4 separate regions of the Mus musculus genome follow, and regions 1, 2 and 3 are each linked to region 4. A link is a loop called in an ENCODE intact Hi-C map of the cell type or tissue named here. Cell type or tissue: gastrocnemius. All regions are shown on one strand.

Region 1 (8,000 bases), 51 kb after region 4:
AGCATGTTTCCACAGATTGGACAGGTAAGGACCCCACTGCTTTCCCACAGATGAGAAACTGGGTTTTTATTTCATGTTTGTAGTAAAAGAAGTAATTTTAGTCAGGTGGTAGTGATGCACACCTTTAATCCCATCCCTTAGGAGGCAAAGTCAGGGGAATCTCTGAGTTTGATGCCAGCATGATCTACAGAGCAAGTTCTAGGGCTATACAGAGAAACCCTGTCTTAAAACAAAAACAAACAATAAAAACAAAGAAGTAATTTTATTTTAAAAACTACAAAGTTAGGGCTTTAGTGATGGCCCATGAGGCCAGCCTGGTCTACAGAATGAGTTCCATGATGGCCAAGACTACACAGAGAAACCCTATCTTGACCAACAACAACAATAGTAGATTTACTGCACTTGCTGAGTGAGGTCTTAGATTCCATTCCCAGCAGCCACATGGTAGCTAGCAGCACATCAGGTTTCGTGGTGGCACAACCTGTAATCCTAACTCTCAGGAGGTTGATGTAGAGGATTTTAAGTTTATGGACAGCTTAGCCTTCATAGCAAGTCCCTGTCTCAGAAACTAAAAAAACTGGGACTGGAGATATTGCCTCAGCAATTAAGACCACTTTCTGCTCTTGCGAGGACCCAGATTTGGATCACAGCAACTATATGTTGTCTCATAACCATCTGTAATTCCAGTCCCAGGGCAATCACACATCTTCTGACCTCCACAGGCATTGTATATACATGGTACACAGGTGTATGTACAGGCAAAAATACCCATACATACAAAATAAATAAATACTGAAAAAAACAAACTAAAAACGTTGTGAGCTGAGGATGTAGCAGTTAGTAAAGTGCTTTCCTAGCATCACAAGGCCCTGAGTTTGATCCCCAGCAGCACGTAAGCTATGCATGGTGACATATACCTGTAATCCCAGGGCTTTGGAAGCAGGAGAGTCAGAAGCCCAAGGCTACCCTTTGTTATAGTGAGTTTGAGGCCAGTCTGAGCTGCATGAGACCTTCCTCCAAAGATTATGAATAAATCAGCCAGTCAACAAACAAACAAATCTTTGAAAGACACTCAAGAGCTTTTAGATACTCTACAAAGCTGTGTAGCCATGCTTTATGCAGTGGGTCTTCCTGTAGTGATGCTGTGCTCTGTGTGCTGACCCAGTATGGCAAACACTGGCCACATGTGGCTGCCGAGTCCTTAGTGTGTGACTAAGATACTGACTTTTATTACTATTCTTCAGTGGTGGAAACTGTACCTAGGGTGTTACATGTGTTAGACAAGTGCTCTACTACTGAGCTATCATTCTAGCCCACAAACCTTCTAATTTTAATGTATGTACTCACATATAGCTAGCTTATGGACGATGTATTAGGGAAGATAGTTCCACAGATAATTCATTGTGTAGAGCAATACAATACTTATGTTTTCTATGTGTTAACATTTCCTAGCTCCTCTATCATGTTGGTCAGTTTTCTCGTTTCCTTGTCTGTTGAAAGAAGTTGAAGTTGAAGACAGTGTCTGTGCCAAGAATTACTGCTTTAGAGTTGTGTTTTGTGCCTGTTTAAAACTCAGCTCACGGGCTAGAGAGATGGCTCAGCGGTTAAGAGCACTGACTGCTCTTCTGAAGGTCCTGAGTTCAAATCCTAGCAACCACATGGTGGCTCACAGCTACCCGTAATGAGATCTGACCCCCCTCGTCTGGTGTGTCTGAAGACAGCTACAGTGTACTTACATATAATAAATAGATACATCTCTATAAATAAATAAATAAATAAATAAATAAATAAATAAATAAATAAATAAATAAATAAATAAAATAAAACTCAGCTCACAGTCCTGAAGGTTATCCTCTCTACTTGTACCATGGCATATACACCCACAAGTTTGTACACAGATATATACACACACAAATAAAATAAATGAACACAAATTTAATAACAAAAAGGCGGCTGAGATGTGGAAGAAGACAGACCGTAAGATCAATGATAGAATCTGTATATGCTCTTGCAGGAAAGGTAATATAACATATGGAAATTACTGTCTCGTGACAGATAATAAACGACAGAGGGGCTAGAACCAAGAAAGGCTTTCTGGAGAAGGAAGCCTCTGGAAATGGCTGGGATTGCACAGGCAGAAATGGAATTAAAAGAACTAGTTCCCAGTGGAAGAACAGGTAGGAGGAATGGACAGCATGACCCCACAGGATCATCTGGCAGGATGTAGAGACCAAAGTTAGCACTGCATCACCAGGCTGAGGAAGCAGGCAGTAGGCTTGAAGGGGTCATACAGGAGCCTTGCCAGACATATGAATCTCAGAGGGCAAAGCAGGGGCAGGAAGTAGGGTTTGTCTCTGCATTGCCTCAAAGATTCACCAGACCTTGAAGTAGGTGCTTGTTGACTCTAGGTGGGTAGTGATGATTCAATGGCAGTCTTGTGCTAATGGTATATATAGGGCTGCAAGGGGTCCAGCATCTCCTCAGATATCCCTGTAGTACATTTCTAGAACGTCAAGGAAAAGGGAGCCTATTCCTTCAGAGGTCCTCTGCTTGCCATCAGTTAATTAGTACATCCAACCTTGCAAGACTGGAAATAGACACTGGCTGTTAGAGGAGTCCACTGCTAACATTTGCTGGGATGTGATAACATTCCTTCCTGTGTACATGGTACCAGACTTGACCATCTGTAGTATCTGTAGTGGAGAATTTGTAGGTGAAATGCTCAAGGAACCAGGTGTATTCTTGTATTGACAGTATTTTAGAGGTTGATGCAGGAATAGACTAAGTTCAAGATCCTGTCCCAAAAACCAAAAAGGGGGAAACCCCACTACACTTACAGATGTGGAAATTGCTCCAGAAAATCAGATCAGCAGATTCTTCATAGCTATTGCTGAGTGATGATTATACAAGAGCTTATTATAGTCTCTTTGTATTTGAAAATTTCAATTTAAAAGTTCTAAGAAATGGTACTTCTTGTAATCAATTAGATATCATTGGAAAAGGTGTAAAAAAATGGGTGCTTTCAGAGTTTTTTAAAACTTGGCTTGAGGCATTTAAGCATGAATTTTGAAGAATGTGACCTTGTCTTTCAGATCCAGTGCAGTCAGCTTGAAGAGAAGATTCAATCTTCTACAGAAGAAAAGGAACTCTTCTATTACAGAGGGGTATAGGAACAAGTTTATCTCCTGTTTGGAAATCTTTGGCCCCTTAAAGAGCACTGCCATGGTCCTCAGGGTTCCCAGCAACACTTGTGCAGCAAGCTGGCTTCAGTGCCTGAGTCTAACCAAAAGAAGAGCAGCACCCAGGGGACTGCTGAGATGAAGTAAGAGTCAGCCCGGGGAAGGATAATGTGACCCTGTGAATAAACCTGTCTGGAGTTGAATACTTGAAAGAAATCATCAAAAGGTATACCTTATCTGGGGTACAAACACTACACTGATAGCCTCCAGATAGATACAAAACTCTGGTGAGCTCATTAAGGCTTCTAGTCCCTAAGTAGTCCTGTTTCCCTACTTATTTTATCTGATCCCACACTGCAAGCATTCTGTCTACTTCCCTGGTTTCTGTTGAAAGGACCCTGATACTTCTATTTCTAGAATAACTGAGGCCCCTAGCCAACAACAGCTTCCTGCTCAATACCAGTCCAGGTCTATATATAGTCAACTCTCTTAGGGATCCCCATCTCCCTTCCTCTGGGCCTTGCTCTGTAGTCACTGGGGCATCTCTGGCTTACTTCTCTCTATAGACTACTCCCAGGAGCATTGAAACTGCCTTAACAAACAAACAAACAAACAAACAAACCATACTTCCTAGCCAAAATTTCTTCTTCCTTCCTTCCTTCCTTCCTTCCTTCCTTCCTTCCTTCCTTCCTTCCTTCCTTCCTTCCTTCCTTCCTTCCTTCCGATTCTTCCTCCTTCTTCCCCAGTCCCTTCTTCAAGACAGGGTTTTTCTGTGTTGGTCACAGCCTACATTCTGCTGAGATGGCTCTCACCTAAGCCCCATCCAAGGCTGGACTACCATTCTGCCAGGCCCTCATACCCCAACCAGTTGCTACAGTGTACTTGGCTCTTTGGATGCCCCCACGGGACTCATGGTTGAGTCAACCATGCCTTATCTCAGCTCCCTAGTAACCTTGGGTAATGGTGACATCATTTACCCAGCTATGTCACTCAACCTCTTATCCCAGACAGGCATAATTTCATGTGTTAAGAACCCAAGGCTTCAGGTGCTGCTTCAGCTCAGTGCAATAGCACCCCCTGCTGGCATTGTCTTGTGGCTTTTTGCCTTGCTCTGGCTGCTCTCTGAAACCTCCTGCTTCTGTCTGGAGACAAAGTTCTGCTTCTTTTTTTTTTCAGATTTATTTATTTATTATATGTAAGTACACTGTAGCTGTCTTTAGACACTCCAGAAGAGGGAGTCAGATGGTTGTGAGCCACCATGTGGTTGCTGGGATTTGAACTCCAGACCTTTGGAAGAGCAGTTGGGTGCTCTTACCCACTGAGCCATCTCACCAGCCCCAAAGTTCTGATTCTTAACACCCTTAGAAAACCTCTATCTTATTCATCTCTTGTCATCCCCTTCTATGTCCCACAGAACCTAACATCTGGTTCCTCACATTAGTTTGTGGGCTTTTCTGTTTTTTTACTGCAACCGTTTCTTCTCTGGAGGCCTAGAGAGCTCACAGTATTGAGTGAGGTACCCCTTCCACTGGTTTCCATAGCACCCCATTTCTCTTATCAGACCTGCTCCCGGCCACACTACCTCAAGACCTGTTGCCTGGTCCTATTTCGTAGCAGACTGTCTTTAGAGAAGATGCATATTGTTTGGTTATTGTGATATTTTCACATTAAACTCACCAAAGGTGTCTACAGGACAGTTGCTTCAAAATTTGGTTTTAAAAAAGTATCACAGCAGTCCAAAGAGTCAAAATTAGAAACAATGACCTACCAAGTAGCTCAGTGCAGCCATAGGTGGACACTACACAGAATTAAAGGTAGAGAATCATGGGCTAGAAAAATGGCTCAGCGTTTGAGTGTGCTTGCTGCTCTTGCAGAGGTTGTGGACTCATTTCCCAGCACCCATGTAGCCAGATGTCAACTCCTGTGTCTCCAGCTCCAGGAGGATGCAGTACCCAAACATGTGGCATATACAAAGGCACACATATATACAAATAAGTTTTAGAAAATGTGTGTGTGGACAAGATCAGGAGAATAAGGAATGTATGGTGGCCATATCTACAATCCCAGCACCCAGGAAATGGGCAGATTTCTAAGAGTTTGAGGCCAGCTTGGTCTATGTAGCAAGTTCCAGACCAGACAGAACTACATAGTGAGATCCTGTCTCAAAAAATAAAAGGTGAAAAAAATAAAAATAAAAGGTAGGGGCTGGAGAGATGGTTAGAACACTGTCTGCTTTTCCAGAGGTCCTGAGTTCATGACCACATGATGGCTCACAACCATCTGTAATGGGATTTGATGCCCTATTCTGGTGTGTCTAAAGACAGTACTCACATACATAAAAAAATAAAAATAATAATGAAAATAAAAAAATAAAAGGTAGGAGATAAAGAGATGACTCAGGAGTTAAGAACACTTATTCTTGCAGAGAACTCGGGTTTAGTTCCTGGCACCCACATATTGGTTCATAACCATCTGTAACTCCAGCCCCAAGAAAGCTAGTGCCTTCTGACTGCCATGAGCACTAGATATACAGTGATGCATGTACATACATGGAGGCAAAATACTCATACACATAAATCAAGAAACCATAAGATGAGCAAAGTCTCCACGTGGAAGACTGCCTTACTACTTACTACTTAAAGCTTTATCAAAATGTTTCTATTGATCATAAGTTTGTAATGTTAACAATACTTCGAGATAAGGGAGAAAATGAAAAGACATCAAGTAGTTCTTTTTATAAAGTGCAAATTTAATCATTAGTTGTTAGCTCCAGTAAACAAAGTATGTCAAGTCCTCCCTGTTTTTACCCAAGGACAAGAGGGAAAGGCTATTTTTTTATTTTTACTTAAATGTCTAACAATAAGATTTAAAAAAAAAATACCCAACTTAGATAACATTTTTGCAAATATGTTTCCTGGTAAGGTTTGAATGCTCTGCAACTATACTGAAGAAAGGTGGCCTTTCATAGTTAATGTGAGTAGACATAAGGAATGCATAATTGAGACATTTGTGCTTATTTGGTAATTTTAAGATCTCAAATTAAGAGAGGCTAATAACAGTGTCCTGATGATGTGGCCAAATTCCTTTACTGCAGTCACTGGAAGACACTGTCTAGTTTTGGCCTTGGCAATTTGATTCTCATGTTCCTTTACCAATATATGAAAGCATTATGGGCTGGGGGTTTAGTTTAGTGGGAAAGCAATGCCTTGCATATGCAAGGCCCCAGGTTCTAGCTCCAACACTGCAAATAAAAACAGTAAAGGTATTTTTTTCTTATACATGTTTACATTTAAAAGGGGTTTCCTTGTTGGGGACTGGCCTCTTTTCCAAAGACACTGCTAGCAGCAATTAGTCCAAGAGTTCTAATGGTGGATGTTTATTAAATGCTTATATCTAGGGCAGTATAAGGGTTGTTGGATTTGTCTACTCAAGTATAAAAGTCTATGAATAACCCACATAATATAGGCAAAAGTTTCAAAGGCCCAAAACATTTTTTTTTTCCACAAGAAAGTGCAACTGTAGTATCTCTTGAATGACCTTCTAGACAATTCTGCAGAAAACATAGCAGTTAGGCTCAAAAAGTATACTCTCTCATGAGGAATTCAAGTTTTTTTCTAGAAGAATAAAAAGCAAACTTTGAGGCAGCTTTCTGAAAATAAACCATTAAGTTTATGGCTACAGTAAGACTAAATAGGAATGAACAATGAAGGCTAGCATGTGCGATCTGTGTGGCTCCTACCATTAGGACAGTAATTAAAATTAAAACACTGTCCAGCACTGGATCAAATTGGCAGGGAGAAAAATCACAATTGTTTTTATGTGCTCTCACCTAAGATCTCACTATTTGGAAATAAGTCATTAAAAATAGAACATTCCTATAATTCCAATAGTGTATAATGTCAATGGGTACTAGGAATAAAAGGGAAGTTCTGTAGGGGTCGCAGCAAGATGTTGAGAACAGTCAGACCTTCAGCATTTGTTCAGCTGCTGCTAGATGATACAGGAAGTTTTCTGTTGCGGGTGGAAATCGCTGCTGCTTCAGTGCCTCAACATTGAGGATGACTTTTCCCCCATCATCAGACACTTCTGAGAATGGTGCCAGGTGAGTGAAGATTTCTTTTGTTTTTAGGGCAATGTCCTTTAATAGAACAGGTAAATACACAGTATGTTAGTATCTAAGAATATGAATAGTTATTTCCTAGGGTTCTCCTATTAGACTAACTTCATGGGTTTTTTTGTTTGTTTGTTTGTTTGTTTGGGGTTTTTTGTTTGTTTTCCTTTTTCCTAAGACGGGGTTTCTCTGGCTGTCCTGGAACTCACTTTGTAGACCAGGCTGGCCTTAAACTCAAGACATCTGCCTGCCTCTACCTCCCAAGATTCGGGGTTAAAGTCATTCACCACTATGTCCATCTCTCATAAATTCTTTTTTTTTTTTTTTTTGGTTTTTCGAGACAGGGTTTCTTTGTATAGCCCTGGCTGTCCTGGAACTCACTTTGTAGACCAGGCTGGCCTCAAACTCAGAGATCCACCTGCCTCTGCCTCCCGAGTGCTGGGATTAAAGGCATGCGCCACCACACCCGGCGCATAAATTCTTAAATCAAAATAACTTAGGAAATCAGTGTCACAGATCTGTTTACAATCATTTTAGTCATTTTAAAGCATATGCATTGATACTATGAGTAATCATTGTGGAGGCCAGGCATGGTGGCACATGACTTTGATCCCATGGGAGGTAGAGGCAGGTAGATGTGTTCAAGGTCAATCTGGTCTGTACAGTGAGTTCCAGGCCACCAGGGGTACAGAGTGAACCTGTTTCAAAAA
Region 2 (8,000 bases), 180 kb before region 4:
CTTCCCAAGTAGCCATGATTTGTCTATGTAGGTGGGAGTCTGCCCAGGTAGGTAAGGGCCAGCCCAGGTAGTCAAAAGTCTGTGCAAACAGAGCCCAGGTAGCCAGGGCTCTTGCCCAGGTGGGCAATGCATGATGGTAGAACACTTACTGAGCACAAGCAGAGAAGAGTTCTTTGCAGGGGCTCTGCAGGAGCTTCTTCTCTGTCTGGGAGACCAGGTCCTGTCCAACTTGGGCAATGAAGACTGGGGACTGGAAGAAGGAAATGATTATTAGTGAGAAGGAAGGGACAGGGTAGCTGGAATTGCTCCATAGATGCAGGGTAAAAGATAAAGATACCAGGTGATGGTAGAAAGATGTAGCTACCTGTCCCTGCATATGGTCACCTGCCCTGTCGGCCCCTGTCCCCTACACACACACACACACACACACACACACGTAGGATACATGAGCAGTGTTCAGTGTGGTTGTAGTGGGGTTATTAGACTAGATGGCAGTGAATGAACTCAGACTTAGTGTGAAATTTCTAGCCATGTAACATTATGGAAGTCACTTAGCATCTCAAAGTCTGGTTTCTCCAGTTTCACCCATCTCCCTGCCATGCATTCTTGATAGATGCTCCTAGGACTAGACTCACCAGGTGGATGCCAAGGTGGGATTTTAATACATTAGAGAAAATTTTTGAAAAAATCCAAACGATGTAGTGTGAATTATGAAATTATGCTTTCCCTCCCTGCTACAGAGATGTAGTTATAGGGCTGGAAGACTTGCTAAGGTCCATGAGGCAGTGCCTACAGGGAGATGATCCTGGGGAAAGTGGGAGGGGCAGTAGCAGCTGGCAAATCACTCTTGAATAAAGGTCATGGTTCACTTTCTATTCCTCAGGGTTTCAAATGCTGAAATCCATTCCTTCTTTCCCTGCCCTGCCCTCTTGTGTGGGCTCATCCCCCTTGAGGATTACCTCCTCAGTTGGCTATAACTCTGGTGAAGATGGCCTATGGTGTGGCTGCAAAGCTATTTCACTAAGTTCCAGCTAGAGTACATTTTCCACCATGAACTGTCTTAAGAGGTGGCAGTTCCCTCTGCTTTATGTGTACCCTGCCTGGTCCACTTCTATCCTCTTCTCTGTTCTAAAAACCTACAACTGTGTCCTGCAGAAATGTTTAGTCTCCTGCCAGCCCTTATACCACAACCAGGGACTTGTGTTGCTTTTAACCTCTGACCTTGCCATCCTGTGGCTACATCTCTCTCTCTCTCTGGAAGGTGGGAGGTACTTCAGAGATGCTCAAGTCTGCTTTGAACTTTGGGCACTGATGAATTTTTAAAAGTTTCCCCCTAAGAAGCATATAAATTAGGTTGGAGGCTTCTGGCAGTTTAGTCTCTTCAGAGACAATAACTGCAGGCAATGAGACAGGAGGACAAGCCACTATCTGTAGGCAAATCTGCCTAAGGAGGCAGACTGGTAGGCCATTTGGAATTGGGGGTGGGATAGGGCAGTGGAGGTATGCCTGGTAGATGGCTGCACACTCCATAAGTGTCCATCATTGAGGTGAAAGGGTATGGTCTTGATCCAGTGTGAGTCAGCAAAGACAGCATAGAGATGCCGAGTGTAGGAGCTGTGGGGAAGAAGGGAGCCATTTTAGCTTTACTCAGGAGGGGCCCAAGTTGCCAAACTGTCTGTACTAGGTGCACTTCTGCCAGGGTCCATTTGTTTTTCACCCAGCTTATTCCTTATCAACTGACAGCTGGCATGGGAATGGTAAATAAAGTCAGTGTGGTCTTGACCTCAAGTGCTATTCTCCAGTTAGACATACAAATGCCATACTTTAAGGTGACACCCTATCAGAAAAGCCCCAATGTCCCTAGGTTACATACAATATACAAAATGAACTAAAACCATAACTCGATGGCCTTTACATTTTCTTAGCCCCTGACTTTTCTTTACTTACAAATGAAATTTACTTATGGAGCTAACATTGGAAAGCAATAAAAAAAAGAAAAAAAAAACCCCACAAACCTCTAGCAATGTTTTATATACACTAAAACCCAACCCTGGTCAATAAATGAATAATGGAACTTCTGACACACATTACTTTATTTAATCTATACTGTGACTTTGTGAGGTAGGAACTATTATGTCATTGTCTTAGTCAGGGTTTCTATTCCTGCACAAACATCCTGACCAAGAAGCAAGTTGGGGAGGAAAGGGTTTATTCAGGTTACACTTCCATACTGCTGTTCATCACCAAGGAAGTCAGGACTGGAACTCAAGCAGGTCAGGAAGCAGGAGCTAATGCAGAAGTCATGGAGAGATGTTCCTTACTAGCTTGCTTCCACTGGCTTGCTCAGCCTGCTCTCTTATAGAATCCAAGACTACCAGCCCAGAGATGGTCCCACCCACAAGGGGCCTTTCCCCCTTGATCACTAACTGAGAAAATGCCTTACAGTTGGATCTCATGGAGGCATTTCCTCAACTGAAGCTCCTTTCTCTGTGATAACTCCAGCTGTGTCAAGTTGACACAAAACTAGCCAGTACAATCATCTACCTTGCAGAATATGAAAGTTCAGAAAGGTTAAGTAATTTTACCAAGATCATTCAGCCAAGAAATGGTAAAGAAGGAATTTGAACCTAGGATGGACTATGCTTGGTTGAGATCTGACTGAAAGTAATAATAATGGTCACCTGGTCCCCTGCTCCATCTCCCAGTATAATCTCAGCCCTTGGAGGCTCTGCCAGTGTAGAAAGCAAAATACTGTAAGGTCTGCCACCAGCCTATAAGTTCATCTGGGAAAATTTGAGAAGATTAAGTCAGAGACAAAATAGTAGACTGAGGCCTCTTTATCCCTCTTCATCCTTTATCTGTAGATGAGGGCAACTGACAGGGTTCTCAAGGACAAAAGGACCAGCATAAGTTTGGAGGTGACCCATCTGTGCACATATCAGGCAATCCTCATATTTGGGGTTGGCTGCCTACAAGCAAAGAGCCCTGGCAGGGAAGATGTAGAATATTGGCTTTGAATAAGAAACATAATAATGTCTTGGCTTAGAAACTATAGCTTTAAATTCAGCTTTTGGTTCAATATGAAGAGACTGAATCCTCTTTCCAGTTACTCCAAGGAATGAGATTTGCCAATAAGAAGGGACAGGCCTATACTGGACACCTGGGCCTGCCAGAAGACTCAGAAAATGCCAGGTCTGTGTGCCACTCTCCTGGGCAGTGTTCCTCACTGACTTTTCTGCTCTGTCCATTACTCTTCCTGAGGCTTCCTCTTCTTGTTCTTGGGGACTCTATCAGTTCCCAAAGCTTAAGATTATCAGGACATACCTCTCCAGTCAGAAAGAGAAAGAAAATCATATAAGAGTTTTCCTAGGCACTCCCATGCAGAGAAAAACTATTCCTTTCTGAAGCAGGGCAGGCCCCTGACAATGGATGGCCTTGTCCCTTCATTTATGTCTAGGCCTTTTTCCTCCCTTTTGTCATTACCTCCCATGACATCCACTCTGTGACCCTAAGCTTCAACATGGCAACTAGGAACACAGCCAATGCAATGCTCAATTGTGGCACTAGTGGTCAGTCATGCATGATGCAGGGACAACAGGCCTTGGAATGTGTAGAGGAAATGGTTGAGGAAGAGGTTTGATTGGATGAGAGTTGGGGAACCCTGAAGCTGTGTAGGTAAAGCAACAGATCTGGAATGAGTACATGCTTGGTTGGGGGTGGGTTGGAGGCTGAGTGTTTGTGGAAAGTTACAACTTCTCCCATCCCAGTGTCCCGAGAACAGTACTGTGTAATGCTTGGCTCTCCAGAGCCCTGCCTGTGATGTCACAGAACCTTCAGTGCTTAACTCATAACAGAAGTAAGCCTGGAAATTTTGGGAACTGAGGCAGGCTGATGAGGAGAATAGAAAGGAAGGCATAGGTTTGTTCTGGGATATGGCTACAGCTAGAATTTTACTCAGCACTTAATCAAGAAACATGTAGCTCATCACCACCACCACCACCACCACCACCACCACCACCACCACCACCACCACCACCACATACACGCACCTAAGGCCTCTGCTGACACTCACATGCCCACTGTTGGTGACCTTACAAAGAGACAGATCCAAACCCAAGGGCAGCTAGCAGTCAAGCCCAGCCCCACTTTTACCTATTGAGCCAACACCAGCAGTCTAACAGTTGACACACGAGGCGGTGCTATTGAGTCCCTCCAGTACTGCTTCCCAATAAAAGGGAGAGGCCACAGGGCCAGCTTTCTATCCTCAAGGGTGGGGAGGCCTGATACAATAATCATAGACCACTTTCACACTACCAGTGTGGCCTTTACTGTAACAGCAAAAGGGAAAAATAACTGATCAATTTGGGAAGGGAACTTTAAGTGGTTTAAGATAAAAGCTAGACCTTAAGGGAGATAAGAGGATTTGCTGAATGAAGAGGTGAAGGCCTGAGGTTACACAGTGAGACCAGTCAGAAAACAGACAGAGAAAAGGAATCATGGGCAGGTGCAGACTGCAGTCTTTAGTCTACAGAGGACATCCTTAAAAATGGAGCTACTGATGACCTCAATTGTGTCATCTGAGAGGGGGGGGTAGGAGGAGGAGGAGAGGGAGAGGGAGAGGGAGAGAGGAAGGAAGGGAGGGAGGGAGGGAGGGAGGGAGGAAGGAAGGAAGGAAGGAAGGAAGGAAGGAAGGGGCATAGAAAGGAGAGAGAACTGTGCAGCAGAGAAGGCCCAAATGTCTACGGCTCTCATCACCAAAACCTTGTCCCTCCATCAAAGTTTCTTGTTTCAATAATTCAAAGTGGAAAGATCATACACAAACAAGTGTTCTGGGATCTTCAGACTACCCCACTACCTCATATCCTCAGTGGTCATCAATAATCCTCTGCCCTACTCTGAGCCATCTTAGAAATACGCACCCTAAAAAGGGGTGAAAAGTTTAGAAAGAACCCTCAAAGGGAGCTCACTTTTCAATCTACCATGGCAAACTGGTATAGAAAAAGAGAGAAAAGACCCCCAGGGTCCTAATGTTTGCTTGTGGTAGAGCTAAGGGGTGTCCATGCAGGCTGTGGACTTGACCCTCATAGGTTCTGATCTAGTTCCATGGGAAGACACAATTTGACCTTATGAGCTCCACTCAAAACCAGGTTGTCTATTTCCACCTCCATCTTACCACTCTGCTTTCCAGAAGCCCCTCACAGGAGGCCCCTCCTAGATTCCTGCTAATCACTTACCCTAAGTTTTACATCAAAGCCCTCAAAGGAGTTTTCTTTTCTTTTTTTTTTTTTAAGATTTATTTATTTTTATGTATATGAGTACACTACTGCTCTCTTCAGACACACAAGAAGAGGGCATCAGATCCCATTACAGATGGTTGTGAGCCACCATGTGGTTTCTGGGAATTGAACTCAGGACCTCTGGAAGAACAGTCGGTGCTCTTAACTGCTGAGCCATCTCTCCAGCTCTCAAAGGAGTTTTCTTAAATACAACAATCTATGATCCTCACTGCCTTTAAGACCAAGGAATGAACCTTCTTAGAGTTGTTCCTAAAATACCCTTCTAGACCTGCTTCCTCTTCTGGCCTTTCTCCCAGTTCCTTGGCCAGTGCAATGGACTTCAAGCCACTGGGCCCTTGCTTGTTCCCATGGAAAAAACTCTTCTCACCCATCATGGTACCCATGACTCAAGAGAGGCTTCAGAGACCCACAGCCAAAAAGCCTGAGCAACTCGGACCTTTCCACTTAATCCTACCTCCCAGTGATAACTGCCATGATCGTTGTCCTTATGGTGGCTGCATGATGAACACTTTAACATGTCAGGTATAGGGGCTAGGCACAGTGTGATCTTGTATAACTCCCTCAGGGCAAGTTTTATTGTTGGCATATCTAGTTTACAGATGCAAAAACAGATTAGAGCTTAAGTAATTTGCCCAAGGTCACACAGCTGAGTTTTAAAAACTAAATTTTAAAACTTTGGTCAGAGAGCCCTATCCCTAAATAGCAGCATGATATGAAGGATGCCAAACTCCTTCCTAGGTAGTATGTAAGAATGTGACTGTGGCCTTGAAGAGCAAGCCTTGTCAGAAGGCCTATGGACATTGGAAAAGGAGGCATGGTAGATTATGCATGAATAATTTTAATGAATGCTGCTTGTATGGTATGTCACATCATATATAGTGCATGCATGAGCATATGAACAGACATACATTCAGACAAAAAAAAGCTAATATCCAGCATATGTTTTGCTTCAAATATGGAAGCATCCTCTGAGGAGCTCAATGCTCATTAGAAGTAATTCTGCTACTAGACAAAAGGTCAGTGCAGGAGACTGTCCACTCTATCTCCAGACACAAGTACTTAGGTCTTAATGATGTGTATATTTTCATATGTGGGCAGCTGACATTCCCCATGTAAACTATTTGCAATAATCTTCCAGTTTTCTCAAGATAAGCAGAGCAGCAGAAAGGCAAGACTCTGAAACAAAGGGGTCCTAGGGGTCCCCTTCCTTCTAAACAAGAGTAGTTGACCTTCTGGACAAGAATGGAGGCAGCTGTTTTTGGGGCTCCTCATTGCTTCTCAGAGAGGAGAACAAACAACGGACACTCCCACAACTGTATCCTGAATGCCCCTTGACATGAAGAGATTTGCATTAGCTACAGGAAGACTGGCTGCAGGAGTGGGGAAGGAGTGGGAATCAGGCTCCTAAACAGGATCCAGGGTTGGAGGCAGTGTCTGTGGGCAATAGGGGGAAGGGCTGGCTTGACAGCTGTTGGCCGAGCAGAGGCCACCATGTGCTGAGTCCTCCCTATAAGTTTCCTACCCATTATACTTCTGCTGCTCTTGGAAAGGACAATGTATAAATCAGAATCCATGGTTCCAGGGTCATAGACGTTGCTGAGACGTTGAGAGCTGGGGGGGGGGGAAAGCAGGTTAGTTTTACTCCAGTCTCCCAAAATGGCATATTCCATAAGTTTCATACGAGACCAAATATTCAGGAAATGGTGGACTTGACACTTGATTCAGGTGAACCTCAACTCCAAACCTGGGATCTATCCACTCTGCTTGCTGAAACAAATGGATGAGGTTCAGAACACAGGAGGTACTCAATATACTTGCTAAATAATGGTATGTACACATGCATGTTAGATTTAGGAGTCACTCAGTGGAAGGGTACTTGCCTAGCACCTGCAAGGTCCTAGGTTCCAAGTTTGACATCACATTTTTGGAAAAAAGAATCCCCTCTTGGGACACCAGAAGTATCCTCATGGGGTCATCTGGTCATCTGCTTTAATAACAAACTGAGCCATTTGTTTCAGTCAGAACTAAATGGAAGGTCAGGGTGAATTTCAGGCAGATACTTGGGGGTGAAGATTAGGGAGTACTGCTTTTAGGATACATTTCTTGGGTCCAGGTACTTTGCAACCCAGTCCAAGTACTACTGTGTCTCTTATGGGTTCATTTGATGATATTGGGGGATCCCCTGCCTCCAGCTTTCTAATAATTTCCCCATTGAGCAGCTGGAAGATACCACCTTACCACTTTCCAGACCTGAAGAACTGGGTGAGGAGAGCAGAAAATGGTAGGAGCATAAGATGAGGAATTATTCCAATCTGGCTCGTGGCTCAAAACTGCACATGCTGTCCAACCACAACCAGAACACAAAGGGAAAGTCACTGGACTGCAGCCCATGGAGAGCATTTCCTTGCTTGAGGGCCGATTTAAGGCCTGGCTGACAGGAAGAAAATACAGCATTCTTTCACCTTTTTAATCAAAACCTTAGAGCCATGTGTTAGAGCTGCTGCCGCCTGCCCTTAAGTCTGTCTGGGGCAGTTCCTCTCTGTCTGTGGCCAGGCAGGAGATAGGATCCACAAGCCCCAAACAAGAACAGATCAAAGGAGAAAGAAAGGTTTTGTTTTCTGGGTCACTGGGGAGAAAGAAATCAGTACAGCCATGAGCGAAGCACCCTCCACACTGGGTCATATCCAGTTTATGGCAAGAACA
Region 3 (8,000 bases), 57 kb before region 4:
AGAAACTGCTGAAATCTCTTAAGAGACTTAGCCAACTCACATATCAGAATACCTGGCATTTGAAGATCTTCACTAAAGAAGGCTGTGGGCAGTGTGAAGTAAGATACAATCAGCAGCAAATAACCCAGCTTATTTGATAATTGGGGAATTAGTGGGAAGATATACCATGTGGAATTGAGTATTAGACCAGAAGGCAGAATAAAGAGGCTGGGATACTCAGAAAGCCAGTGTAAAAGTCCTGAAAGGGAATGTTTGTGTCAACCCCTGCAGGTCAGTAAGCAATCAAATGACAAGGGGGTGGGGGTGGTTTGAGTACATTCAAAGATCTCAAAGGCTAATGGCAGAACAGAGAAGCCAGGAGGCTAGCCTAAGGGAGGCTGACCTAGGGCAGCAGGTAGTCAATAATCCAGGCTAGGGCAAGAGATCTAGAGAGCAGAATTGGCAGTTCCTGCTAGCCTGACAGCTTCTCCAGAAGTAAAAGCAAAATGCCATCTGAACAGGGCTAGCCCATGGGAAGCCTCTAGAACAGCAGCTCATGACAAAGCTGAAAACACGTGTCACTACCCCACCTCAGGAATCAGGGCTCAGGATGCTCTCAGGAAACCACTTCCCTGGGGACCATGGCTCTGGCCACCCACCTGCACCCATTCTTCCCTCCCACAGGAAACTGCACCACCATTGTTTGTTGTTCTGTAAAGCCACTCTAATTGTGAGAGAAGAGGCCACATGCATTAACACCTCAATAATGGGAAGCATGTGTCAAGTCATCTAATTTCCTGCAAAAACTCCCCCTATGATGGAACAAATACTGCTGACAAAAAATACCTGGTGGCATACAGGGGTGCAGGACAAGCATAAAAGACTATAAGGAAGAAAGACTGAGAGAATGCCACATATCTTTGCTACCATGAGACATCCCCATGGGTCTAAAACTTTGCAAGGTCTCAGAGAGGCCATTCAACTGTAATCAGTACTAGCAACAAGTAAGTAAGGAAATAAATAAATAAATAAATAAATAAATAAATAAATAAATAAATTCAGTTTCTCCCTCAGGTCTGCAAAATCAAGTCAGCTTTGAATAAAAATGAGGCAACTGTAATCAGTACTAGCAACAAGTAAGTAAGGAAATAAATAAATAAATAAATAAATAAATAAATAAATAAATAAATAAATAAATAAATTCAGTTTCTCCCTCAGGTCTGCAAAATCAAGTCAGCTTTGAATAAAAATGAGGATATGACCACTCCTAGGTATGGCTGAGGGAAATGTTTTTATTATAGATATGAGAAAGAGAATAGTCTGAGGCATCCAGAAGACTAAAACTGAACATGGCCAGTAGAACAGACTGGCCATGAGAAGAGAGAAGTGGATGAGTGAGAGAGGAAGAGAAAAAAAAAGAGGGAGACAAAAGACCAAGAAGGTAGAGAATCAAGAAAGAGTGTGTCCAAAATGGCTAGATTATATAGGAATAAGAAGTTGAGGGAAGGGCAGAAGAGATGGCTCAGCAGTTAAGAGCACTGACTGTTTTTCCGAAGGTCCTGAGTTCAAATCCCAGAAACCACACGATGGCTCACAACCATCAGTACAGCTACAGTGAACTCATATACATAAAATAAATAAATACATCTTTAAAAAAAAAAGAGCTGAGGGAAGGAAGGTAAGCAAAGCTCAGGGGCTGGAGAGGTTTAGGGTAGGGGGCAGAGGTGAAGCGTGTTGAAAGGAGCCAGGACTCTATAACAGGTATTTTCAGAACCAGTATCTGTATCTCAGTGAGTCATTTGTCCCCAGTTTCTTCGGGACCACATTCTATGAAATAGCACCTCAGGTTTTTTTGTTTTTGTTTTTTTTTTGTTTTTTGTTTTTTGTTTTTGTTTTTTTTGATGTTGGTTTTGTTGGTTTGTCTTAGGGACAAGGTCTTTTTAGCCCACATAGGCTTCTGGTGATTTGAATGGAAATGGCCCACATATGCTCACAGGGAGTGGCAGAATTGAGAAGTGTGACCTTGTTGGAGGAAGTGTGTCACTGGAAGTTAAGTGGGCTTTGGGGTTTCAGAAGCCCAAGCCAGACCTGGTTGCTCCATTCGTGCTTGCTGCCTGCTGATCTGGATGTAGAACTCTCAGCTACTTCCAGCACCATTTCTGCGTGCATAACTCCATGCTTCCTACCATGATGCTTTTTCCTTTATAAGATTTGCTGTGGTCATGGTATCTGTCACAGCAATAAAACCCTAAGACAGCCTCCAACTCACTATATAGCAGGAAATGACCTTGAACTCCTAATCTTCCTGCCTCTACTAGCATTATAGGTGAGGAGCACCATGTCCCAGATGATACCTCAGATTTAGGACTTGGCTGGGTAGTGGGTTGAGAAGTACAAGTGGCTGAGCAGGTAGGAGCCCCAGTCAATTCATTGCTTTCAAACACTCTCAAAGGTCATATAACCTGACCCCTTCATTTTGTGGAAAACATTATAGATAGTAGTCACTCAGTCCATTTGCTGTAGAACCAAGACTATAAACCAGAGTAAGGCTGCTGGACCCAGCACAGGAATCACTTACCTGGCCATGAGAAAAAGCCTAAGGTGGATTTCTGAGTTCCAGTTCCAGGCCAGCCTGGTCTACAGAGTGAGTTCCAGGCCAGCCAGGGCTACACAGAGAAACCCTGTCTTGAAAAGAGAGAGAGAGAGAGAGAGAGAGAGAGAGAGAGAGAGAGAGAGAGAGAGAGAGAGAGAGACTAAGGTATAGCCTGTCCCACAGCTACAGTCCCAGCCCCTAGCCTGATACACTGCATCTACGCCTCATAGCATCTCCCCAGCCCACAGCTCTTTCATCATTTCCTCCCACCACATCTGCAGCCTGTGGGAGAATAGCTGTTCCCCCATCAAGCAAGTCGTGTAGGCTTCTCTCAGTCTATTCAGACTCCACCTTTCCTGCCTCTTGCCCCAGTTCCAAGGCCAGAAATCTAGTGTGCTGCCCTGGCCAACTCTCCAGATTTGCTCTTTAACTTCCTCACCCTGAAAAACATGCAAGTCATGAAAGGGAAGGAAAAGCTCACTGGAGAGCAGCTGAGAATTGGAAGGGCACTACTTCAAAAAAACAACCACCATTGTTTTTAACAAAGAGGGGAAAAACAGACGACTTGTGAATCAGGCCTTGTGTAATCCCTGCACTTGGGAGATGAAGACAAGAAGATCAGGAATCCAAAGTCATCCTTTGCAGTATACAAGGGCCAGCCTGAGTTGCATGAGACCATGCCTTAACCTACACCCCCAGAACTCCCAAAAAGAAATTAGACTGTTTAGAGCCACACATCCTCCTCAAATAAACTTCCCTAAAACAATCAGAACTGTCTTCTCTCCAGGTGGTCTGAATCTCACTGAGGGGCAAGAAATCCTTAAAGAACCTCAAAATTGTATCTGCTGGCGTTACAACTATCTGATGGACCAGGGGCCCCACACTTGTAACTCAGCAGAACCCAGGCGCTCCTATGGTGGTGTTGGTCACCTCTCAGCTGCCTGAGTCACCAGCACTGCCCTGACAAAGCTCTACAGTCAGAGAGTTTAAAGAACAGGAAGTTGTGGCTCACAACCCCAGAGGCTGCAATCCAAGGTCAAGGGTTAAGGACACACAGCAGCTGGCCATCTTTTCCATGATGGGGAAAGTTGGGTGGGAGGGAAAGAGGCCAATATTTCAGAGAAGCAGAGCCAGGAGCTCTCAGGACAAGGAAGGGAAACCAAAGACAACCCATGATACCACTAGCCCCACCCACAACTAAGCAGGAGCCAAATTCCCTAGAGTTGTTTGTTTACTGAAGCCAGCTGGAGTTGAGTTCCTGTCACTTCTACCCTACCTAATGGCAGTCATCTTGCTGGACTTGAGGAAAATCAGGCTGTGAATTGACACAGAAACAAGACGCAGGTGCTCATGGGGAGTACAGGAGGCAGCATGAAAGCAGCTCATTGTGACAGCATTACAGAGGCTCCGCAGGCCTGTCAATTTTGAGAGTAATGCTATGAGCCTCTCTCCATGACTTACCTCCCTCCTGCCATCTGTCTTCTCTTTCACAATGCCCAAGAAGAAAAGGGAAAAGACCCACAGTAATTCACCCATTTGATTAAAAATTTGGGGAGAGTTAGAAAGAAAAGATCCTGATCCAAGAAATTTAACATCATCCTTGACTACGGGCAATTAAATCTCTTAAGTTAGAAAAGTTGACCCAAGCCTGGTAGCACATTGCTTGTAGGGTGGAATATCTAACATTCAAGAGTGAAACTGCCTCAAAAAAATTTTTTTAATAACTATAAATCTTTCTTTCCCTTACTTTCTGGCAATTCTATCAAAATTCAGTTCCTTGGTGCCATATTCCAAATACCTGTAATTATAGCTACCTGGTGTTTGCTTCCATAACAATCAGGGTAGATACAGAACATTTTTTAAACCATCTTTAAAGATACTATTGACACATCACTGTTCTTAGCTCTATGACATAGCTCCCTGGTCCAGCCAATGGTCCATTATGGCTTCAGGTGACATCAACTGACAGCTCTGCCAAGAGCAAGGACTACCATCCACTGATTTCTTCCTTGAGAAAAGTCATGGGAAAAAGTCAATTGAGCAGCAGGGGAAGCATGGGGTGGGTCACATAACAAGTAGAAATGATGAGAAAATACCACCAGTAAGCAGAGCCACAATGAAAGAGGAAACGTAGAGAGCCGCAGGTGAAGGTAACCATCCGGTACCTAGGGAAAGGGCCTATCCTGCCACACCTGAGTCAGACTAGCAAACGCCCTTCGACCATGACTAGTTGACAAAGCCATCCCTCCCTTACACGGGTGTGCCAAGGAATGAATGACACCCCCACAGCAGTCTTAGCTAACAGTGAGGACTGGTTTCCACAGACCCAACTCCATGGGCCGTAGGTTGGGAGAAGACTGAGGTTATTTCTCAGTTACCAAAATAAAGTTACAGTTACACAAAAGGTTATAGAATCTGATTATACCCCTTTTACTAGCATTCTATCTTCTGTGACTCTCCAGTGCCCTGCTGTATTTCCTGGGATAGTGCCTCCAAATACAGTACTTACATACAAATGACTGTCTCTGAATCCCCATTCTAGGAAACCCAAACTAAAACAGGTATGATAGGCAGAATGTATCTGTGTACTTGCAATTAAATAACCAAATACAAGTTGGTTCTGCTCAGTTTTGGGAACAGGAAGATAATAAGAGATATATTTCATGCATCGCTGATGGGCATGCAGACTGTACCACTCCCAAAGAAACAGCTTGAAAAGTTCCTTCCAAAGTTAAACATCCACCTACTAACCAATCAAGCATCCTACTCCTAGGTATTTACCCAGTTAAAATGTTTGCAATGTTTATAACAGTTTTATTCATAATCACCAAAAAGTTGGAAACAATCCAAATGTCTTTCAACTGGAAAGAGATTTAAAAAAAAACAAATAAACAGTAGATTAGCACTCAGAATCCTAAAAGAGCCAGCACAGGAACATGGGCCATGCTCAAATGTTGAGTGAGGTGAAAGGAAACAGACTTAAGACATAGTCAACAAGAGGGAAACTATGTCTAGTACTAGAAACCTAGCTACCTACTCAATGCTAGTGAAATCATGGTTATGGTTAGCTACAACCTCTCATTTACTAAACTAGCATAATCCCTATCAACAATCTATAAACATTTGTCCTTAAATACACATATAACTGTAATCTTCACCTCTCTTTAAAGAAACTATTTGTAACAGAGATCATTACTGAAAACCACAATCAGTCAAAATGCAGAATTGTGAAGTCCTATCCCAATGCATATCTACAAATTCTTACACCTAAGTTTCAGGGAACATTGCAAAGGGGTGGTAGAAAGATTAAGAGACACAGGATAAGGAAGCTTGCTATAAGATTGTATCTTCTAAAACTCAAGAAAAATGAAGACTGAAGTGTGGACACTATGCCCCTCCTTAGAAGTGGGAACAAAACACCCATGGAAGGAGTTACAGAGACAAAGTTTGGAGCTGAGATGAAAGGATGGACCATGTAGAGACTGCCATATCCAGGGATCCACCCCATAATCAGCATCCAAACGCTGACACCATTGCATACACTAGCAAGATTTTGCTGTAAGGACCCAGATGTAGCTGTCTCTTTTGAGACTATGCCGGCGCCTAGCAAACACAGAAGTGGATGCTCACAGTCAGCTAATGGATGGATCACAGGGCTCCCAATGGAGGAGCTAGAGAAAGTACCCAAGGAGCTAAAGGGATCTGCAACCCTATAGGTGGAACAACATTATGAACTAACCAGTACCCTGGAGCTCTTGACTCTAGCTGCATATGTATCAAAAGATGGCCTAGTCGGCCATCACTGAAAAGAGAGGCCCATTGGACACGCAAACTTTATATGCCCCAGTACAGGGGAACGCCAGGGCCAAAAAGGGGGAGTGGGTGGGTAGGGGAGTGGGGATGGGTGGGTATGGGGGACTTTTGGTATAGCATTGGAAATGTAAATGAGCTAAATACCTAATAAAAATGGGAAAAAAAAGTAAAAACACTCTTAACATGGAAAAAACAAACAAATAAACCAACTCCTTATGATAAAAAAAAAAAAGATTGTATCTTCTAGGAACAGAAGCTACACCCAGATAGTCTCACCAACATGACTGCCCAAACATGAGCTGAACAAGAATGACACCAATGGACATGCCAAACTGGACATGAGAAAGCCTGTAAGTCCTTAACCCCACATAAAGAACATTAGACAACTGAGGAAAGCTGGGCTCAAGAGAAATGGTCTTTCCCAGAGAAGAGTACAGCAATTGGTTATTCAGTGCCAAATGATCAGCCCTGAAAACATACATACAACTAAGTAATACATACATACAGACTGAACAGGCTATAAATTTACAAAAACTGTATGACAGCACATGTTTGTAAAGAAGGGTTAGAAGTTCAAAGTCATCTTCCGCTAGGTGGAGAGTTCAAGGCCTTTCTGGGCTCCCTGAGACACTACCTCAAAAACAAAAAAGTAACTATCTAAACACGTCACAATTTACTGTCTGCAAAGGAAAGGTGGGCAGAGGAGACCAACCTTTCTTGGACATCAATAGATGACTGAAGACCATGACCTTAAATGAGTCATAGTCTCCTGCTCCCTCCATTTCTCCTTCCTTTACAATGGGCTCACTGGCCACAATGGCCTTTGGGACCCTCCAACTCAAGACACTAAGTGACTGTAAAAGTAGCTCCCCAAATTACTGAGAATTACAGGAGAGCCATTTCAACACATGTACTTCATCCTCTCCTACCATGGTTTGGTCTAAGTTAAAGGAAGCTGGAAGAAACTCAATGTCCAGTTAAAGAAGCCATAAGATTTTCTATTAGGTGTCTAGCTTCCTGAACGTCCTACTTTTTCCTGGAAGCCCTACAAAGGGTCCGTGTTTTTAGCTATCTGGAAATTACTGTGTCCTTGAAAATGCATGTGTACCTGCCTACACTCACAAGACAAAGTACCACCTGGAACTCAAACACCCAGCACCTGGGAATCCCTTTTCACCATAGAAGACTCCCAGAGGCTTCTGGGAGATACTGCATTTTTCTCAACCACAACCCTAACCAATGCTCCAATTCATGAACCAGGAACTGAAAGTGGAGGCATCAAATCCATATTCCTGCTCACTAGGACACTTTTGGTTGTGAATCAGGAAAAGGATAAAGTGGAATAACTCCACTGAAAGGAGGCCCGGGCAGCAAGGGGTCAAGAGTACAAAAATCCATCAATCAACCGCTGATGCCTCCTGAACATCAGCAGAGGTAGCCAGCCTCCACTCCCACCAAAGATCCTGCCCCAAGCCTTTCCTTTACAAGATATGGTCTCTAAAGCAGTCTTGTGATATGCTTGTGTGGTTGTGTGTATGCATATATGTGTGTGCAAATGAACTACATGTACAGGCATACACTTTATTTTTGAGACAGGGTCTCTTAATTAAACCTG
Region 4 (8,000 bases):
TAATTTGGCCCCAATGGGAGTCCATCATTCCACTTATACTTCTAGTCCACAGCTTTCCTCTCTAAGACTCCGGAAAAACCTATATACTAACCCGATAAACAAAAATACCAGCCAGTATTCAGTAAAAACAGTGGAGATAATAACTGGAGATGGGGAAAACTTTCTAACTCTAAGTGAAACATTCGCAAAGAAGTCAGTGCTGAGGGAATAAATAAATGTATAGCATAGAGAATCCAAAGGAGCTAACTCCCGGGAAACAGAATAAATCAGTGGAACATACAAAGGCCTCCATGCCCAGAGATTCCCATAGAATCATACCCAGAGATTTCCCAAGAAATAATTTTAGAATTAATAGACAATTTGCCCAACCTGGAGTCCTGAGATGTACCATTGTGTCCCACCACTAGGTGGCAGGCTGCAAAGCTTGCAGGCAGGAGCTTTCTTCTTCACCTCCAGACACTGTCCCCATCCCAGTGAAGAACTGCCTACTCTACACCTAGTATTACTTCACTAAAAATATCAGGTTAGTGGAGGTGAGGGGACAAAAACTTTAGTCCCACCTCTAAATAAGTTAGGGGAAAGGGCAGTAGAGGAGGGAGACCTAAATATCTGAAACTCTACTCAGATTTCAGAGCATTTCCTCCTTTGGGGACTTCCAAAACAAGCCTTCCAGGTGGCTGTTTTAGGATGACAAGTGACCTCAAAGTGTCAAGATGAGTTGCTGAAATATAGCACAAGGTGGGTTGTATACCACCACACACCATGTACTGAGCCACAAGGTGGTGGAATGGGCTGGATAAACATGAGTTGTTTTATTGCTGGCCAGAAAATCTTCCTTCATTCATCAAAGTGGCTGAATGAAAACATTATGAAGTAGGGATGGCATTTTCCCGGGCTACTTGCAGAGAATCCTTCTGAAGGGAAAAAACTTACTCTGTCTGCCCTGGATATCAAATACAATTTTCTCCCAGGACAGGAAAACAACAACAACAACAACAAACCCTCCCCCTTCTTATAGAATGGTTGCACACCAGAATCCAAATCTTGGCAAATGCGATGTTACATAAATTCCAAGTTTTCCTAAATATGTATGTTTACATTCATGTAACACAAACCTTTTTGGACATCGAAGTTTCTGTCACCCCAAATACTTTTTCAAATCAAAAATCAAAAATCAAAATGCCTGGTACTGGGTATTACTAAGGATCTTACCTATTCCTGACAGCTAAATGCAGAAATTTAGTGAGATGCATACAAAACACAGCAGCACACTTGTCTATAACTAAGCCTTATCTACCTCAGGGTGGGAGCTGGGGTGGTTAATAACAACAATCCACCCTAAAAAAATTTAAATTATTTTCTCAGTGACTTGTAAAGCCGCCCTTTCATTATTCTATAAACTGGCTAATTCCTCAACATCTTACTTTGCCTTTAAAAGGCTTCCTTCCACACAACGACGGGATTTCCCTAAGAAAATTTCCCAGAGGATGATTTCCACCAATAGTCTTTATCAACTCAGCCTGCGCAAGCAAAGACTTGGTTTTTGCTAATTCCAATCCCACAACACACACACACACACACACACACACACACACACACACACATACACGAGAGAGAGAGAGAGAGAGAGAGAGAGAGAGAGAGAGAGAGAGAGAGAGAGAGAGAGAGAGAGAGAGAGAGAGAGAGAAGAGGATTGGAAGAGAAGAAACAGAGGAGAGGAGAAAGAGAAGAGACAGAGGAGAGAGGAGAAAGAGAGAGAGGAGAGAGTTTTTTCACATTCTTAAAACCATCCCGGGCCAACTCTAAAGACTGTTTTATTGGCACGTTTTCTTGCTTCTATCTCCTAAAAGAATGCTTTTCCAACTGCCCTTTCAACAGCTGCGGAGATCGAACGATTTCTAAGGTTCAGTTGGAAACTAGAGGATATTTTAGCATCTTAACTCGTCCCTGCAACTGTCTTTGCCCCGGTCCCTATCTTCTGAGCCCAAGGCTCAGAAGTCTCTCAATATTTGCAGACAGATCTCCAAGCTGTACCACTCGCACCAACTCACTGTGAGCATCCTGCACGCCCGCTTGTCACCCGACACCCGCACCCCGGCCCGCGGCAAACGCGCCGTGCACGCACCGGACCACCCGAGCTTACCTTCCCGGGCTTTCAGCAAGACCGTGTTGGCCACGATGTTTTCCAGCTCCATTGACAGTCGGCAGTCAGCGAGGGAGCCGGCCGGCTGTGCTGTCAGCGTCTGGGGTGATGCCGCTGCCGCTGCCACTGCTCGAGCTGCCGCCGCTGCTGCCAAACCCCAGAGCAAGCAGCCTGCCTGCTACCGCATTATTCTTTCTCGGAGCCCGCGGAGTTTCCCCCTCTGCACCGAAGAGACGCCGCCGCCGCTTCTTCCTCCCTCTGTGTCCCCCCTCCCCCCTCCCTCAACACTTTCCCCCCCACCCCCCACCCTCCGCGCGTCTCTGTCACTCCATTCTCCTCCCCTCCGGCTCCCTCGGATGCTTTAATGCTTCGGATGCTTCAGCCTCCCCTCGTTCCCCTCCCGGGGGTGTGGTACTCCAGGCTCGAGCCGCTGCAGCGCGCAGGCGTCTGCCCGGAGGCAACTCCCACCGCGCGCTCTGAACGCGAGGAGTGCTGGGAATTGTAGTCCCGCGTCTGACGGGGCGAGGGCTCTATTGCACCGGGACTGTGGAGCAGGACTGCTGCCGGTATGGCGCTGAGCCCAGGCGGCCCAGCCTCGCCGGCAGGAGTCAAAAACGACTCAGCCAAAACGAAACCCCCACTCCTGGAGCGCAGAGTCCCTTTCCTGTCCCGCCAAGATCCGAGAAAGCGGAAAGCACAAGCCAAGGCGGCAGAACGCTGCTGTGGGAGGCCCAGGAGTGAGCTGAGACCCGAGCGAAGGCGCGCTCCTGGGGTTCCGCGCGGCCCGCCGTCTGCCGCTCACACGCGCCAGGTCTCTGACAAAGGTGCACTTTGTTTCCGGGCAGCAAGGGGTTCGGCCAGCCCGGGGCGACCTGGCGGCCGCTGATCTCTAGGCACGAAGTATGCGCGCCCCCTGGCGACGGCGCGTCTATGGGAACCAGAAGGCAGGCGCCTGGGACTCTCGGGATCCCCACGCACAGAGCAGCTTCACTTTGCAAGCCCGGGAGCCCAAAACCCCAAGATTTTCATTATAACCAAACATATTGTAGTCGAATTACTAAAAACACATAAGAAATCGAATCTTCTGTGGAAATGTTGATGAGTAACAAGCCAAGCCAGCATGAAAAGGCATTCAAATTCCAGGCTTGTTTATCTTGGAGCACTTGGCTCCTTACACTTTCAGAACCTCGGACTCCAGATCTGGTCCCAGCTCCTCTTTCCCCAAAACTTCTAATGCTGGGAAATTAGCTGTCCGGTCACCTGGAGTCTTTCGAGGAGAGTCCTAAGAGCTGGGGGCGGGGCTGCCAGGTCCCAGGGAACAATGAGGCCTTTGCCTCCTCTGGGCCTTTCGGGCCGGATATCCGTTCTGAAACTAGTCTGAGGCTTCTGTGTCCAAGAGAAGGAAAAGCCGGCTGTCCCCAGAGCAGCCAGGAAATAGGGAGGGGCCTAGAGAAATGGAAAACAGTCATTAAGCATTGGAGCTAATGGTGTTTTAAGTGTGGTTACCAGACTAGTGCTGGTTCTAACAGTTAGTGATAGTCTTTTTCCTAGTGGGTATATCTGCCACCACCACTTGCCTAGTGTCTGGACTTGGATCAGTGGGCCTCACTTGTCTACAAGAAGAGTTAAGTTTGCTTGTCAGAAGACAGAGAGTTGAGCAAACAACTTGAGCACCTGACAGCACAGGAATTACTACTGTTCTAAGCAATCTAAACTTAGACTTTACTACAGACTCTCATTCCCAGAGCCCCAACGTGTGATGAAGGAATCTCTCTCAAAAAGAAAGTTATATGTAAGTACACTTTAGCTGTCTTCAGACACATCAGAAGAGGGTGTCACATCTCATCTCCTTATGGATGGTTGTGAGCCACCATGTGGTTGCTGGGACTTGAATTCAGGACCTTCAGAAGAGCAGTCAGTGCTCTTAACCACTGAGCCATCTCTCCAGCCCGTTTATTGACTTTTTTCACCATTTTTTCCCACTTTTTTTTTTTTTTTGAAACAGGGATTCATAAAACCCAGGCTGGCCTATAGTTCCTGATTCTGCTGCCTGGGTCCTCTGTAAGAGCAGTGAGTGCTGTTAAACACTAAGCCATAATATTTCATCTCCAAAACATTTTTGTTTTGTTTCCTTTTTTGATAAAATTTCCTTGTGTAGCCCTTGCTGTCCTGGAACTAGCTCTGTGGATGAAACTGGCCTCAAACTCAAAGAGATCTGCCTGTGTCTGCCTCCCAAGTGCTGGGACACCACTGTTGGAGTTCCATAACATTTTTTTTAATGATTAAGTTTGACCTGGTTACAAACTTCCTGTGTTTACCAGTCCTAAAGATTTTTAACAATGCAGATTCTGATTAAAATGCAGATGTAGATCTAGGGCAGATCCTGAAATTTCTGTGAGGAAACACACCACCCTCTTGAGTAGCAAAGCTCTGTTGACTGTAACTCATACCACTCTATTTTCTAATATCCAGCCCCAACCCGAGTCAGCAGTAGTTTTCCTCTCTGGTAGATAGAAGCATGCTTGTTTGCCTCTCTGTAAAGGCCTGCCTTTCTCCATTTTACAGAGATATGCAGATCCAGAATAAGGCCCAACAGATACAGCAAGTGGGTCTTAGCTTGAACAGTTCTCTCTCCACTACAGGGTGATACATCTTTCCTACAAAATAAATGGTTGTAGGTCAAGTTATCTGTGCCTCTCTGAGGAAATTAGGACATTCCAGTGCAAGAATGGAACAATGATAGCATTTATTCAACCCCAGTGGGGAACCAGGCCTGTGCTGTTTGACATGGATTATCAACTTGAACACAACGTCCGGATGAGATAGGAAATATAGCTGTATTTTGTAGATAAGAAGAGGTTTTATTATTTTCCTGGGGTTACACACTAGTAAGTAAAAGTCCTAGCAATGGAGATGCATACCTTTAGTCCCAGTGCTTGGGAGGCAGAGGCAGGAAGACCTCTGACTTCAAGGCCAGCCTGGTCTACAGAGTGAGTTCCAGGACAACCAGGGCTACACAGAGAAACCCTGTCTATAAATAAATAAATCCTAGGATTTGAGCCTGGCAGATAGATCAGAGAGTTCATTCACTGATCTCTGCCTGGTACAGATTGGATGCCATGGTTCTGAAATTTTGTTTTGTTGCCACAGTGAACTTGTAAGGAAAAGCAGACAGTTGACTAAATGGTTAAGATTTTAGGGCATTTTCTATTTCCATCCATAATTCCACTGTGATCATTTCATTCTTTTCAATTAGCTACAATAATAATTCACGGTCCCCTGTGAAAAATGAGTTTGTTTTGAGGAAGAGTCATCAATTAAGTATCAATAACTAATTAGGGAATTGTTGACAGCCAACTGAGAGCAAGTATGGAAATCAAAATGAGGATCCTGTGAGTATGCAATAATGAGAAAGACAAAAGCTGACAAGCTACACACTGGATCCTCAAAGCTAAAAAGGAAAAGGAAAAAACAAACAAACAAAAAACCAGGGTCTCTTCCAGAGGCACCTCTATCTCCCATGGATAAAAGCTGTTGGGTCAGAGTGTTTATAAACCGACATCTACTATTCTGGACGACCACAGTCTATCGTCATTCTAAAGTGTACATTCGTTCCTCAGTCATTACACTGGCTTTCTGAATCCTACTGACCTTTTTGGCCTCTCAGCTTGCAGCTGAAGGTGCTGGAAATAGAAATATTCCTTTTTTTTTCTCTTGTCTCTTTGTTCAATGTTTAATTTGCCAAGTATTGCAGGAGTACAGGCAACTTCCATTACCACCAGCAAGAAAGTAAGTGGGCTACAAACACTGGAATCAGAGCAATTGTTGGGTTTCAGACCCCCAGAACAAACAGCTGAGGTGCATATTTTTACATACCAAAGCAGACCTAGCCACCATGTTCTCCCAGCATCCTTCAGTTCCTAGCTGGCATACTCCACCTTCTACCCTAGACTGGACTACCCTTCCCCCAAGGGCTCTTCTAGATATAATACAGACATTTTGGTCTCTCTCCCCACTTTTTCCTTCTCTCTGCACCTGCACTTTCTCTCAAATCACTCTCTGTCTCCCTCCCCATAGAGACTTCCCTGGCCTCTTTTCTTGGGCCCAGTGAATTTACCCAATAAACCTGTGTTTGTATATATTTTCATCAGTCTTGGATTGGCTCAATTCACCGGTGGAGAAAATAACATCAATTGTAGAAATATATACAGAGGACTCTGCCAGTGAAGGAAGAAGTGGTCTCAAGCATCATGACAATTCCAAGAAAGATAAGTGAATTGAAAAGGACTTGGAAATCCAAGGCTTCCCATTAAACACCCCTCCTACTCTGAAAGGACCGATGGTCACCAAGTTTCACATTTAAAATGTTGCCATTGTGTATCACATTGTGTTTTTCTATTAATTCCTTTCTTTGAAGTAGGCTGGCCTTTTTATTATCATTTGTTATTAATTATACAGAGTATGAGTTTCATTGTGACATTTTGTTTGAGGTTTGTTTTTATGTTTTGTGTTTTGTTATTATTTCTGGAGACAGGGTCTCATGTAGCTCAAGTTGGTCTTGAACTCATTGTGTAGCCCAGGATAATCTTGAAGACTTCTCCCTACAAGTTCTTAAATTGACAAATAATGTCATATTAATCAATAACAGCTTTGGAACATAAATAAGAGATTTCTTTATGGCTTCTATCAGTAAATATAAATTTTAAATGCTTTTATACCCATGTTACCTAAAGATTTCTTGGACAAAAAGGAGCCAGTTGAGCCAGGCAGTGGTAGCACACATGCCTTTAATCTCAGCACTCAGGAGGCAAAGGCAGATGGTCTCTGTGAGATCGGGGCAGCCTGATCTACAGTATGGGTTCCAGGATAGCCAGAGCTACACAGATAAACCCTGTCTAGGAAAGCAAACATACAAAAAAGAATCCAAGTGTAAAAGTGTAAGGAGCATCAATATAAATAAGTTCTACCCTCTCGGAGGCATAAGGAATATTAGTTAGATCATGCTAGGTAACTATCCGAATCTCAACCTCCCTGTGAGATCAGTGTTTAAAGGGGAAGAGTGAGGCCACACTGGTCTCTGGATCCAATGTTATAGAGACATCTGTATTTTCTAGAAAACCAAAGCCAATCTCTCTCCAGAATTCCAGCTCTCTGGACCTCCGTCTTCTGAGCTATCTTTTGCAAGTAGTTCTATCATTCACCCAACTTTAACTAGGGAACAAGATAATCTGATTTTAACTCAATTTTCAGCCTGAGAGAAACACAAGAGCCTTACCACCAAGTGGTTTATAGAAAGTTGAACACTTTTTTGTCTCATTAAGTGTTAGACAACCAATACAATTTAGGTGGAGACAAAATACGTGTACTACACAGTAGAAGCATAACCCTTAACTCTATACTTTTAGAATCAGAGCAGGAAATAAAAATGTGCTTTCCTCCAGTAATTACTTTTTTTTAAAGGGTGATATTTCTATTAATGTAGATAAGAATCTAAGCCATCACCCTGACTCATTTTATGACCAACATCTATCAAAGGATTACCTTTTAATGATCAGCATCAGACAGGACTTAGTCCCACCAAGACAGTCCACTTGTTACTCATAGTACCAAGAACTCTTTAACAGATAGATATAAGCCGGGCGTGGTGGCACACGCCTTTGATCCCAGTACTTGGGAGGCAGAAGCAGGCAGATTTCTGAGGTCGAGGCCAGCCTGGTCTACAAAGTGAGTTCCAGGACAGCTAGGGCAATACAGAGAAACCCTGTCTTGGGGGAAAAAAAACAATATAGATAGATGTAGCATAAAAAATATGGCTACTGCTCTGTCTTGATTGTTTTTACATTTATTGTGTGTACAT

The links. Peaks named below come from ENCODE experiments on the same cell type or tissue, not always from the same donor. Only the 100,000 strongest peaks of a DNase experiment are listed, where the experiment ranks them.
Region 1: a loop joins it to region 4, with 3 times the contacts of the local background. A loop is called at or near these places in 2 of 42 quality-filtered maps.
Region 2: it touches region 4 in a loop (3-fold over the local background); 5 of 42 quality-filtered maps call a loop at or near these places.
Region 3: a loop joins it to region 4, with 2.8 times the contacts of the local background. A loop is called at or near these places in 9 of 42 quality-filtered maps.

What each region holds. Positions count from the first base shown.
Region 1 is chr19:60,834,143-60,842,142 of GRCm38, reverse strand. Dennd10 (DENN domain containing 10) reads right to left here. Exons shown (of 9, transcript NM_026437.4): 9 at 5,908-7,317. The coding sequence ends at 7,141. It overlaps Sfxn4 (sideroflexin 4), which reads left to right. Exons shown (of 14, transcript NM_053198.4): 13 at 1-24; 14 at 3,093-4,866. The coding sequence ends at 3,170. Among named protein-coding and RNA genes, the nearest start is that of Sfxn4, 23 kb to the left of the region's middle. In gastrocnemius, a CTCF peak has its summit at 4,244 (motif pointing left); a DNase peak (open chromatin) is centred at 4,252.
Region 2 is chr19:61,060,798-61,068,797 of GRCm38, reverse strand. Grk5 (G protein-coupled receptor kinase 5) reads right to left here. Exons shown (of 16, transcript NM_018869.3): 5 at 150-250. It also overlaps a transcript of Zfp950 not described here. Among named protein-coding and RNA genes, the nearest start is that of Gm22520, 51 kb to the right of the region's middle. In gastrocnemius, CTCF peaks have their summits at 3,557 and 4,224; DNase peaks (open chromatin) are centred at 3,623 and 4,214; H3K27ac peaks cover 624 bases.
Region 3 is chr19:60,941,785-60,949,784 of GRCm38, reverse strand. The region is part of intron 1 of Grk5 (G protein-coupled receptor kinase 5); the gene reads right to left. Among named protein-coding and RNA genes, the nearest start is that of Grk5, 56 kb to the right of the region's middle. In gastrocnemius, no CTCF peak of the experiment used is centred here; a DNase peak (open chromatin) is centred at 3,788; H3K27ac peaks cover 6,263 bases.
Region 4 is chr19:60,884,775-60,892,774 of GRCm38, reverse strand. Grk5 (G protein-coupled receptor kinase 5) reads right to left here and starts at 3,026. Exons shown (of 16, transcript NM_018869.3): 1 at 2,144-3,026. The coding sequence starts at 2,195. In gastrocnemius, CTCF peaks have their summits at 416 (motif pointing right) and 3,066; DNase peaks (open chromatin) are centred at 1,549, 2,609, 3,027, 3,440 and 1 more place; H3K4me3 peaks cover 3,793 bases; H3K27ac peaks cover 5,234 bases.